Linked DNA regions of Homo sapiens: region 1 is linked to region 2. Evidence: read pairs that join two places in POLR2A ChIA-PET (ENCODE). Cell type or tissue: K562. All regions are shown on one strand. Each heading gives the region's core, and the rest is flanking DNA. Links, peaks and the distances in the headings are about the cores only. Region 1 overlaps BCAS3 (BCAS3 microtubule associated cell migration factor). Region 2 overlaps TBX4 (T-box transcription factor 4).

The links. ChIA-PET counts read pairs that join two places held together with the same protein. Peaks named below come from ENCODE experiments on the same cell type or tissue, not always from the same donor. Only the 100,000 strongest peaks of a DNase experiment are listed, where the experiment ranks them.
Region 1: POLR2A ChIA-PET joins it to region 2 with 9 read pairs; 2 of 35 experiments call an interaction of 5 or more read pairs at or near these places.

Annotation. Positions count from the first base shown.
Region 1 is chr17:61,369,938-61,375,307 of GRCh38, reverse strand. The region is part of intron 23 of BCAS3 (BCAS3 microtubule associated cell migration factor); the gene reads right to left. Among named protein-coding and RNA genes, the nearest start is that of TBX2-AS1, 27 kb to the left of the region's middle. In K562, for the core only: no CTCF peak of the experiment used is centred there; no DNase peak of the experiment used is centred there; H3K27me3 peaks cover 2,116 bases.
Region 2 is chr17:61,464,824-61,470,193 of GRCh38, reverse strand. It overlaps TBX4 (T-box transcription factor 4), which reads right to left. Exons shown (of 9, transcript NM_001321120.2): 4 at 4,256-4,375; 5 at 2,537-2,684. Among named protein-coding and RNA genes, the nearest start is that of TBX4, 15 kb to the right of the region's middle. In K562, for the core only: no CTCF peak of the experiment used is centred there; a DNase peak (open chromatin) is centred at 2,403; H3K27me3 peaks cover 2,228 bases.

The DNA of each region.
Region 1 (5,370 bases), core at 271-5,270, 95 kb after region 2:
TATTTGTTGGGAGCTTACTTTTTACAGTCTTAAAATGAAAGACTTTATTAGTACACACACACACACACACACACACACACACACACACAAATAGTGCTTTTAGGTCATCTTTTGCAAAACATAGCAATCAACAAATATTTGTTATTAACTTGCTGAAACCATCCCGTGATCACTTAAAAACTGCCTAATGTTCAAAGTGTTCTTTTTATGTTAACAAGAGAAAAAGAAAGGCGCAGCCCTTTCAGTACATAAAAGTAGCTTCTGACAGAAATCTTTGGAAGAGCTTTAGTTGAACATAATCTTAAAGCCTTTTCTGCAGAGTAATTAATACATAAATGGGAAAACTCAGAGGATTTAGGTGAACAAGCTAGAGCATTGATTTTCAAAGCGCAGATTGCCATTCACCAATGTATTGTGAAATCACTTTAGTGGGTCACGAGTGCATTTTTTAAAAAATGAAATAAAATAGAAAGTACAAGATAATTCTTAGAATAATAGAAGAAAAGGAAGTACTAGAATGCACTGGCCGTAATATTGTTTTGTGAAGGGTTATAGATGTGGGTGAACTAGGTCAGGAAGTAAAATATGTATATGACAGAAGGTAAGAGGCAAAGACTGAGCCCACTATGTTATCCCCAAGAATAACTACTTCTGGCTAGGGCAGAGACTGTTAAAGAGACGGCAGGCAGGAAAAGATGAAGCCTTTTCCTATCTTTAATGCTGTCACTGTAAAGAAGAATCAGTGAGCCCGGGGCCGCAGGAAGGAACAGTCACGGGGAACAGACAGTCTCCCGGACCCTGAGAGCTGACTCTGTGAGCACTTAAGAGTCAACAGCAGGCCGGGTGCAGTGGCTCATGCCTGTAATCCCAACACTTTGGGAAGCTGAGGCAGGCAGATCACTTGAGGTCAGGAGTTTGAGACCAGCCTGGCCAACATGGTGAAACCCTGTCTCTACTAAAAATACAAAAATTAGCCGAGTGTGGTGGCATATGCCTGTAGTCCTAGCCACTTGGGAGGCTGAGGCATGAGAATTGCTTGAACCCTGGAGGCAGAGGTTGCAGTGAGCCGAGATCGTGCCACTGCACTCCAGCCTGGGTGACAGAGAAAAAAAAAAAAAAAGGAAGTTAACAGCAGCAAACAGATACTCAGATACTCCTGCAACAGAGATGCATCAAGAATACTTTAAATGGGGGCCAGGAACTGCGGTTCATGCCTGTAATCCCAGCACTTTGGGAGGCTGAGGTGGGCAGATCACTTGAGGCCAGGAGTTTGAGACCAGCCTGGCTAACATGGTGAAACTCCGTCTCTACTAAAAATACAAAAATTAGCTGGGCATGGTGGCGCACGCCTGTAGTCCTAGTCGCTCAGGAAAGGGCCCCAGGAGAGGAGGCTGAGGCATGCGATTCGCTTGAACCCATGAGGTGGAGGTTGCAGTGAGCCGAGATCGCACCACTGTACTCCAGTCTGGGTGACAGAGCAAAAAAAAAAAAAAAAAAAACAAAGAAGAAGAAGAAGTTAACAGCAGCAAACAGATACTTCCTGCAACAGAGATGCATCAAGAATACTTTAAACAGGGGCTGGGCATCGTGGTTCATGCCTGTAATCCCAGCACTTTGGGATCACTTGAGGCCAGGAGTTCGAGACCAGCCTGGCCAACATGGTGAAACCTCGTCTCTACTAAAAATACAAAAATTAGCTGGGCATGTTGGCACACGCCTATAGTCCTGGCCACTCAGGAAAGGGCCTGAGGAGAGGAGGCTGAGGCATGAGAATCGCTTGAACCCATGAGGTGGAGGTTGCAGTGAGCCGAGATCGTGCCACAGCACTCCAGTCTGGGTGACAGAGAAAAAAAAAATGTTAACAGTAGCAAACAGATACTTCCTGCAACAGAGATGCATCAAGAATACTTTAAATAGGGGCCAGGCACCATGGTTCATGCCTGTAATCCCAGCACTTTGGGAGGCTGATGCGGACAGATCACTTCAGGCCAGGAGTTCGAGACCAGCCTGGCTAACACGGTGAAACCCTGTCTCTACTAAAAAATACAAAAATTAGCCAGGCATGGTGGTGGGTATCTGAGTCCCAGTTACTCGGGAAGCTGAGGCAGGAGAATTGCTTGAACCCAGAGACGGAGGTTGCAGTGAGCCGAGATCATGCCACTGCACTCCAGCCTGGACAACAGAGCGAAACTCCGTCTCAGAAAAAAAAAAAAAAGGAATACTTTACACACGGATCTGGACCCATGCATAAGGCCTGGGCTTTTGATATCAGATGTGTGAGAGCACTAAAAAGAAAGACAAGGTGCAGCTACAGTTATTGAAAGAGTTAAAGTCGAAAGAGAAAATGTACTTAATATGTACACAGGTGTTTATTTAAAAAGCTTTTTTACTGGTATTAAGTTATATCTTTACCTAGACACAAAACAGTTGGAATAAGTCAATGTTTTGTTTACTTTAAAAATTCTATTTTTCTAGAAAAGGCAATATTGAAAGGAATGTCTGCTAAGCAGGAATTAGTCAAGTTATTTTGAGGGGGGTAACAGAGAGAGGAGGGGGCTTTGAGAGACAGCATTCCAGGCAAAAGGAAAAGTATGCACAGAAGCCTCGCGGGCAAGAGACTGCGTATGCTCGGGGACCCTCTGGGAGTTTAGCTTGGCTGGAGCTGGCCCAGGGCAGCAAGAGATGAGTCTGGAGCGAGGGCAGTGGCTGGTCTCAAAGGGCTTTGGACACCGGGATGGGGAAACTCGAGAGAAGGAAAGGGCCCGAAGAGAGGAATTCAGTTCGTAGACATGTGGATATGTCAATAGGTAGCTGAATAGATGGTTCTGGAGATCAGGAGACAAAGCCAACTTGGAAATTATTTGGAAATCATCAGTTTATGGATAGTAATTGGAGACACGGAAGCAGAGATTGCCAGGTACTGAGAGAGAAGAGACCAGGGCCAAGACAAGGCCTTGAGAAATACGCCTAAGGACGACAGAAGAAAAGGACTGAGAAGTAGCCAGAGGCTGAGTAAGAATTCATCGTCTCTGCGTCTCTATTGCAGACACTGCGCTAGGCACTGTCTTTTGCTGCAAAAGATGGGTGCAAACTGAGAATGGGGGCGGGGCTATGAGGAAAACACAGAGCAGGCTCCAGTGGAGAGTGGAGACCATGGATCTGTAGAGGCACCAATTGGAATAATAAGTGCTCTTTCTTCAGGAACCCAGGTGTGAGAGCAGAGTTGGATTGAGCTCGAATTGGAGTTTGCCGAATGGAAAGATGGAAGGGTGACGGGGCAAGGGGCAGAAGGATATTAGCAAAAAGGCAGTTCAGCCAGTTGTCTTAGAACTGGACTTGCAAATCACATAGGTGATTGAATTCAACTATTTGGTCGGCATCCATCACGGACCAAAGAACTGCCATCTGTCTTATAAGTTAACCATAATTTAAAACTGACCTTCTCAAACTTCAGCATGCGCAGGGATCCTGCTGAAATGCAGACCTCGGCTGAGCAGGGCTGGGCATGGCCTGAGGCTTTGCATTTCTCACCGGCGCCTGGCTACGGATGCTGCTGTGGGTCTGAAGACCACACTTTTAAAAAAATATATATTTTTTAATTGACAAATAAAAATTATATATATTTATCATGTACAACATGGTGTTTTGAAATATGTATACATTTGGAATGGCTAAATCGAGCTAATTAACATGCATTACCTCACATACTTAACATTTTTTGTGTCGAGAACACTTCAAATCTGCTCTCTGAGTGATTTTCAAGAATACATTGTTATTAACTAGAGTCACCATGCTGGACAATACATCTCTTGAACTTATTCTTCTCATCTGACTGAAACTGTGTATCCTTTGACCAAAGCTATCCTTCAACCCCCAGACCACTCTGAATAGTGAGGTTTGAAAAGGTTTCACTTTACTTTGTGGGGAGCTGACCTGCCCTAGGGTACAGCTTACCAACCAGGTGCTGGAGTGCACAGACTGTTACATCTCCAGAACCTCTGTTAGCTAGCTGACACTGTGTGACAGGTTGAAATTGGCCATAATAGGAGTTTTTACATTACAGAAATCCACAAATCAAGGCTGGCTACACCTATGTAACAGTGAGGCGTGCTATAGAATAGGCTTCTGTGTCAGGGATCATGAGAGCAAGTTTTCAGTTGCTCTCTGTGCTTCATTCATACTTTGATAAAGAGGCCATGGGTCCCAATTGCTGTGTCACATGTGGTGCCTGCTGCAAAGCATTAAGGGAACTGACTTAGCTCTGGTGCATCAGAGGACCTATCAGAGGCAAACACTTGGGGATACCTCATTTGTCCTATAAGCCACCTAGAGAAGTAGAGTTGTGGGAAGAAAGAGGGGGACTGAGATGTTGCTATAGGCAAAGAGTGGCTTGCTGGAAATTCTTACCCACGTTGCACTGTATTTCCCCAACTACCTCCGGGCAGTAGGCTGACCTGGGCACGGGTGTACCAGGGTGCCCTTTCAAAGTCCTGGGCTGCACTACCAGGCTGATGCTTTACCTCTAGTTGGAAAATGTGAAAAGTGATTCTCAGCCATGGAAACTGGGTAACTTCCATAACATCTGCTTTGCTTACTGGCCTTTAAAATGGGAGTAGTTTTAGGCTGGGCATGGTGGCTCACGCCTGTAATCCCAGCTCTCTGGGAGGCCGAGGCAGGCGGATCACGAGGTCAGGAGTTCAAGACCAGCCTGGCCAACATGGTGAAACCCCGTCTCTATCATAAACGCAAAAATTAGCTGGGCGTGGTAGCGGGCGCCTGTAATCATAGCTACTCAGGAGGCTGAGGCAGGAGAATTGCTTGAACCTGGGAGGTGGAGGTTGTAGTGAGCCAAGATTGTGCCATAGCACTCCAGTCTGGTGACAGAGCAAGACTCCGCCTTAAAAAAAAACAAAAAAAGAACAAGTTTTTTCTTAAAAATAAAACATACATCGAATATGGTCAGAGAAAACCAACTAAATTCCTTTTGGTGACAGTTTGGGGAGGACAATGAAATCCCTCTGCTAAAAAAAAAAAAAGGGAGTCTCCTATTTTCTGACCTGTGGGTCATGCAGTTTTAATTTCCTCTACCTTTTTTTCTTTCTCTTTTTTTATTCTTTTTAATTTCATGAAACTGCTTAAGGCCACAAAGCCTCTCCTGAATCCCTCAGCTGTCTGGCAGATGCATTGCTGCCAGGGCTGTGCAGGTTACTATGCCAGGCTGAAGTTCCACAGCTGTGACTCAATGCACCTTCAAATCCTCTTGCCGGATGACAGTGAGATGCTCCAAGGGGCTCCTGAGAAGGCGGTGGGAGAGAAGAGCCACCCGGGAGCTCCTCCAGGCCTCGGAAGAGGGAGGCTGCCGGGGATGGG
Region 2 (5,370 bases), core at 246-5,245:
CAGGGATCTCCAGGCTAGAAGGACACTGAGTCCACCTGTTGGACCCCAAGATGATACCACAGCCACTCTCATGAGCTCTCAACTTGCCCTTTCGCGAGGAGAGAGCCCACCCTTTTGGGCAGGAGTTGGGGGTGAGGGCTGCCAATAGGAGGCAGCTGCTCAAGCTCCTGGGATACCGTGAGGATCCCCAAGAAAAGTCCAAGCCCATGTGGCTGGAGAAAGTCCCTTGAGGCCTGGAAGCTTTCAGGGCAAGCTGAAAACGTAGAAGTGGTTGTGCAGAAGGAAGGGCAATTCCCAATACAACGTGGCTTTTCCCCAGCCTCTTGCACTGAGAAGCCAAGAAGGGTGACTCCTTCATCCTTCAATGGGAGCTCACCACTCCCACGGGCACGGGCCAAGAGGCAGAAGAAAATCAATGTCCAAATGGGTTGCTGTGCCCTGATATGTCTCTCCACAGCCCTTGTCTGAATGGCCAGAGGCTGCTCCCTCTTCAAGGGTTCTCTAAATAGGTGAAGATACCGCAGCGAGAGCCCTGGGTACAGAAAGGCAGTGGAGAAGCCCAGAGACACTGGACCTGGAAGCAGAAGGCCTGGGTCTGAGACGGTACCTGGGCCCTGCCACACCCACAGGGCTGTTGTAGCCAATAAACTGCAAGTACTGGGTAAGTGTGGGGATGAAGGGAGAAGGAAGATGCTCTGCGTCCCACTCATCCAGGGAAAAAGCTGAGTTCCTGTGGGTAGTATCCCTATCATCAAGGCAAGGGAAGCGCCAGGCAGGCACGGCAGATGCAGCCAGGGGCACCCCCAGCATCACAAGCCCATCAAGCAGCCTCACTGGCCCTGACTTCTATGCAGTTTATCACAAACCACTCACAGACCCAGGGAGAGCTACTGAAGAGGTTAGCCAGGCTGTGAAAAGCTACTGCTGGGCTGTGAAGGCCAGAGCGCTCTCTCCCACTTCCTAAAGAAGGCGCAGCTTTCCAGCCCTTAACTCCCTCTGCTCTCACTTTCTAGAGGTCAGGGAAGCAGAGGTGTCCTCTGAGACATCCCTGCAGCTGGCAGCCCTGACAACAAGCTGGCTCATCCAAAATCCTCTCCAGGTTTGGATCTCTAGGGACAAATGGCCACCCAAAGATGCAGCTCCCCACAAGCTCTGTATTCGCCCCCCATGGGGTCTGTGTGTGTGTGCCGTCGTGGGCCAGGTTCCCTAGCCTCCCCACACAGAGACCCTCCCTACCCTTTGAGGCTGGTGCCACAGCCTGGCCAAGCATAGGAAGTTGGGTAGGAGTTGACTGGGAACAAAGTCTTGACCAGGATGGTGCCCAGGGAGACCCAGGAAGCCCCTCTGCCTCTCAGCTGAAATGCCTTGGGGCTCGGGGAGGTGGGAACTTGGCTGATCCTCCCCATTGGGAATCTGCCTGCCCTGTATGGGAAACCCAGCAAAGGGACTCACAAACCAGATAAGATAAGTCAGGAGTTGACTGCATTAATTAAACATTCTCCTAGCTGCTTGTTTATAGCTCACCAATGACTCAGAAGCGAACTGAATAGATTCTGAGAAATTAAAACTAGAAGCTCAATGCCAGTTACATACCCATCAATCAGAAAAGAAGCATGGCTGGAGTTTTCCATAGGAACTATGCTTCAGAGCTGGGACGTAAAAGCGGGACATACCTGCACATCTCGTAACCCCAACAGCCACACCTGCATCTCAAAGCCTCCACTGCCCCTGCCCTGCACTTCCCCAGAAACCACGGGCAGTCTCGAGGGGAGGGGCCTGTGCCCTGGCAGATAGTACCAGGTCCCCAGACTTCTGTTTGCCACACACTTGAGCTAAAAATTTCCACATAAAAATCTCTTTTTTGTGGACTTTCCAGGGCCAGATGGGGAAAGAATGAGCTTGGGCTGCCTGGATGGGGCGTCAGCAGCATCCCTGGGGCTTCAGAATCTCTTCTGTAAGGACCAGGCCAAATCCAGCAGGAGCTAACATGTGAGCCAGAGCAAGGTCTTTTCTCCCAGAAGCAGGCGGCTGTCAGGCCAGGCAGACGGTACACACCAAAGAGGGGCTTTGGAACATATCCGTGACTCTCGCTCGAAAAGGCTTACCCCTCTTGTGTTATGTTCCAGCAAGGCAAGATTTTGGGGAACTGAAGCTGAGATCTGACCCGTCACCTTTATCATCATAGCTGCCATTTATTTAGCCCCTCCTACGTGCAAAGTGCTTCCGGTAAACCCTCTCATTTAAGTCTCACAGCCATGAAAGGTACATGTGGTCATCTCCATTTTCTAGACAAGGAAAGTGAGGCTCAAAAAGGCTGAGACGATTGTCCAGAGTTACCCAGCCAGTAAGTGGCCGGGAAGGAAGTCCAGCTCTCTGCAGGCCTCAGAGGCTTGAGCTCCTTCCCTAAACTGGTCAGTGAGCGCCAAAGCCTGGAGCTGGATCCCGGAGTGGATTCTCCCTATCCCCATCCTGGCCTGTCCCACCCCTAAAACTGCCCCAGACTTGCCTCCTGGGGCCAGGCAGCCCCCATGCTTACATGGCCAAAGGGGTCCAGGTGGTTGTTTGTCAGCTTCAGCTTCTGGAAGGAGACCAGCTGCCGCATCCAGTGGGCTCCTGTGGCAGGAGAATCCGGGTGGACATACAGCCTTCCTGGCATGGCTGGCTCAGCCTTCCCTGCCACCATCCTGCCAACAGAGCAGATAAGAGCAGGTGATTACTCCAGGGGCTGGTGAGGCCAGATTCCCCGTCCCCTCTTGGAGCAAACCCCCATTGACCAGAGGAAAAAATAGCTGCTGGTCCCACCACATTGTCAAATTAGTACTTCAAGGGTAGGAGTGTGAGGTTCAGAGGAGAGAATGCTGAGGAGGAGAGAGCAGTTCTGAATCTCCTTTATTTTACTGCAGTAGAAAAGAAAAGGGAGGTTACAGGGAAATGGGATCATTTAATTGAAGGACTGGGGCTAATCACAAAGATATTGTGAGGAGATTTAGGCACTTCTATGTATATTTACACTTATGATTTAAAATTTTTTTTTCTTTTTAAGAGACAGGTTCTCACTCTGTCACCCATGCTAGTGGTATGATCATAGCTCCCTGCAGCCTCCAATTCCTGGGCTCAAGCAATCCTTCTGCCTCAGCCTCCCAAGTAGCTGTGACTACAGGCATGCACCTCCATGCCCAGTTAACTTTTTACATTTTTTACAGAGACAAGGATCTTACTATATTACCCAGGCTGGTCTCAAACTCCTGACCTTCAAGTCATCCTCCTGCCTCTGCCTCCAGAGTAGCTGGGATTACAGATATGAGCCGCTACACCTGGTATGATTATGATTGTCACATGTTATAAATTATATTATTTAGAGGGAGCTTCTCAGAGGACCTAGACAACTCTCAAAAGGCTTGTCCCCAAAACAATGGTAAGAAATTAATTGGTAGCTCTCCCCGCAGCCAGAGCCTGCTCTGAGTTCTAGCCCAGAGAGGGAGAAGAAACAGAAACATGGCCCTTGCCAGGACGTGGCCACCAAATCCTGCCTGCTCGGCCCAATCTCTCCAGCTCTGTGGCTCACTTGCCACGGAGCCCAGTGTCCTGGCTGGCTGCTCGCTCCTGGAGCGCTGTTCCGAGCTCCCAGGCAGTCAGGGACTAAGGAGTTGGCTTCATGAAAGGTAGCCCAGCGTTTATTTACCTGGCCCCTTTTGGTTTTGTCCCTTTACCTCTCTATGTCTCCCAGCCCCTTGCCAAAGGGTCCCATCCACCAACCCCCTGGTGGAGCCTCACTTCGTCTGGATGGCTGGAGGGGCCTGAAGCCAAGGAGAACATGGAGAAACAGGCGAGTGCCCCCACACAGCAGGTAATGGCTTGCCCTTAAAGTCCCCAAGAGAACTGCTCCCATCTTCCCCACAGTGAAGCACTGACAGTCTAAATCTGGCCAGTGTTAATGATTTGTCTGTCACCTGACAGCATAGTTACCAAGTCCTGACTACCCACGGCCATAAGGAGAGTACAGACCCTTGCGATCCACCAAACTCCCAAACACGCAGCTGCTTTTCAGCCCAAACCCAGCCCCACCTGAAGCAGGCATGCAGACATTCGCTGACCACCTCAGCCTCCGCACAGCCAGTTCCAGGCAGTGGACTCCAGCCTGCAGACCTGGGCAGTCACTCAGGTAGCTAAGAAATCCCCCGGACAAAACACTAGGTGGGGGCGTGGCAAGTGGGCAGTTGAGGGAACGTGGGTGATGCGGTCAGGGTCCACTTACCATTTGTTGTCACAGAACTTGTAGCGATGGTCATCGGCAGGGACAATGTCAATCAGCAGGATATACTTGGTCTTGGGGTTCATGCCTGTGACTTTTACCTTGTAGCTGGGGAACATCCTCCTGGGGGAGCCGAGGGGTGAGGCGGAGCGTGTGGACAGAGCACCAGGAGAGATGGAACAGAGTGAGCAAGGGGGCAGAAGGCCGCTAACAGATGCTGCCCTTTTGGCCAGCGATCCTGGCATTGGTCACAGCTGTGTGACCTGCACAACTCACTTCCCCCTCTGCCCGAGCTGCACAGTGAAAAGGTGGCACTGGCTGCTGTCTCTGAGCCCCTGCAGCTATCAGTCTGTGTCTAGGAGGAGAGTTTACACCATTTCCCAAATTCACTTATCCCCTCCCCCATAATCCCCTAAGACTTGGGGCTAGTGCCCATGAGCAGCTGAAGCACAGAGACCCCAGTCAGGATTGTGGGAGCAGATTCTGACGCCAACCTTGCTGCCTTAATTTCCCTCCTGTCCTTTGCCAGCCCACACACAAGTGAAGTTCTGGGGTGCAGTTATAGGGGGACGGAAACCCCCGTCAGCTGCTTCCATAAATAATGAGCTGCCTCCTCTGGGTCATGCCTCTGTGGAAATCCTTAGGCCTAAAACCAGCTTGCAGGAAAACAGGAGACTGCTGTCCAAAACCCTGCTAGGTTTGGGTTCTTCCAGTGTGTCTATCGGGGGTACTTCTCCCTGTGAACACCTCACCTGGACCTGTGCACCCTGAGTATCAGGGGAAAGTCGGTCCAGGAGCCTCATGGATAAGAGAGGGCATGGATTCTGAAACCACCTGCCATGGTCACAGCCTGGACCCCACTGATAAGCCTTAGGCAACTTGCTTGAACCTCTCTGTGCCTTGGTTTCCTTATCTCTAAAATGAGGATAACATTACCACCTATCTCATAGATTGCTGCGTGAATTACCACGGACCCCTGCTGCACTCCTCCCTCAGCAAAGTAAATGGAGAAGTGGTATGACCTACTTCTGTGAAAATGGATTCACCAAAACCCAGAAAGTTTGTCATTTCCTGCAGCCCATGCTGAGGCTGTCAAGGGCCCTGAGGTTCGAGGCACA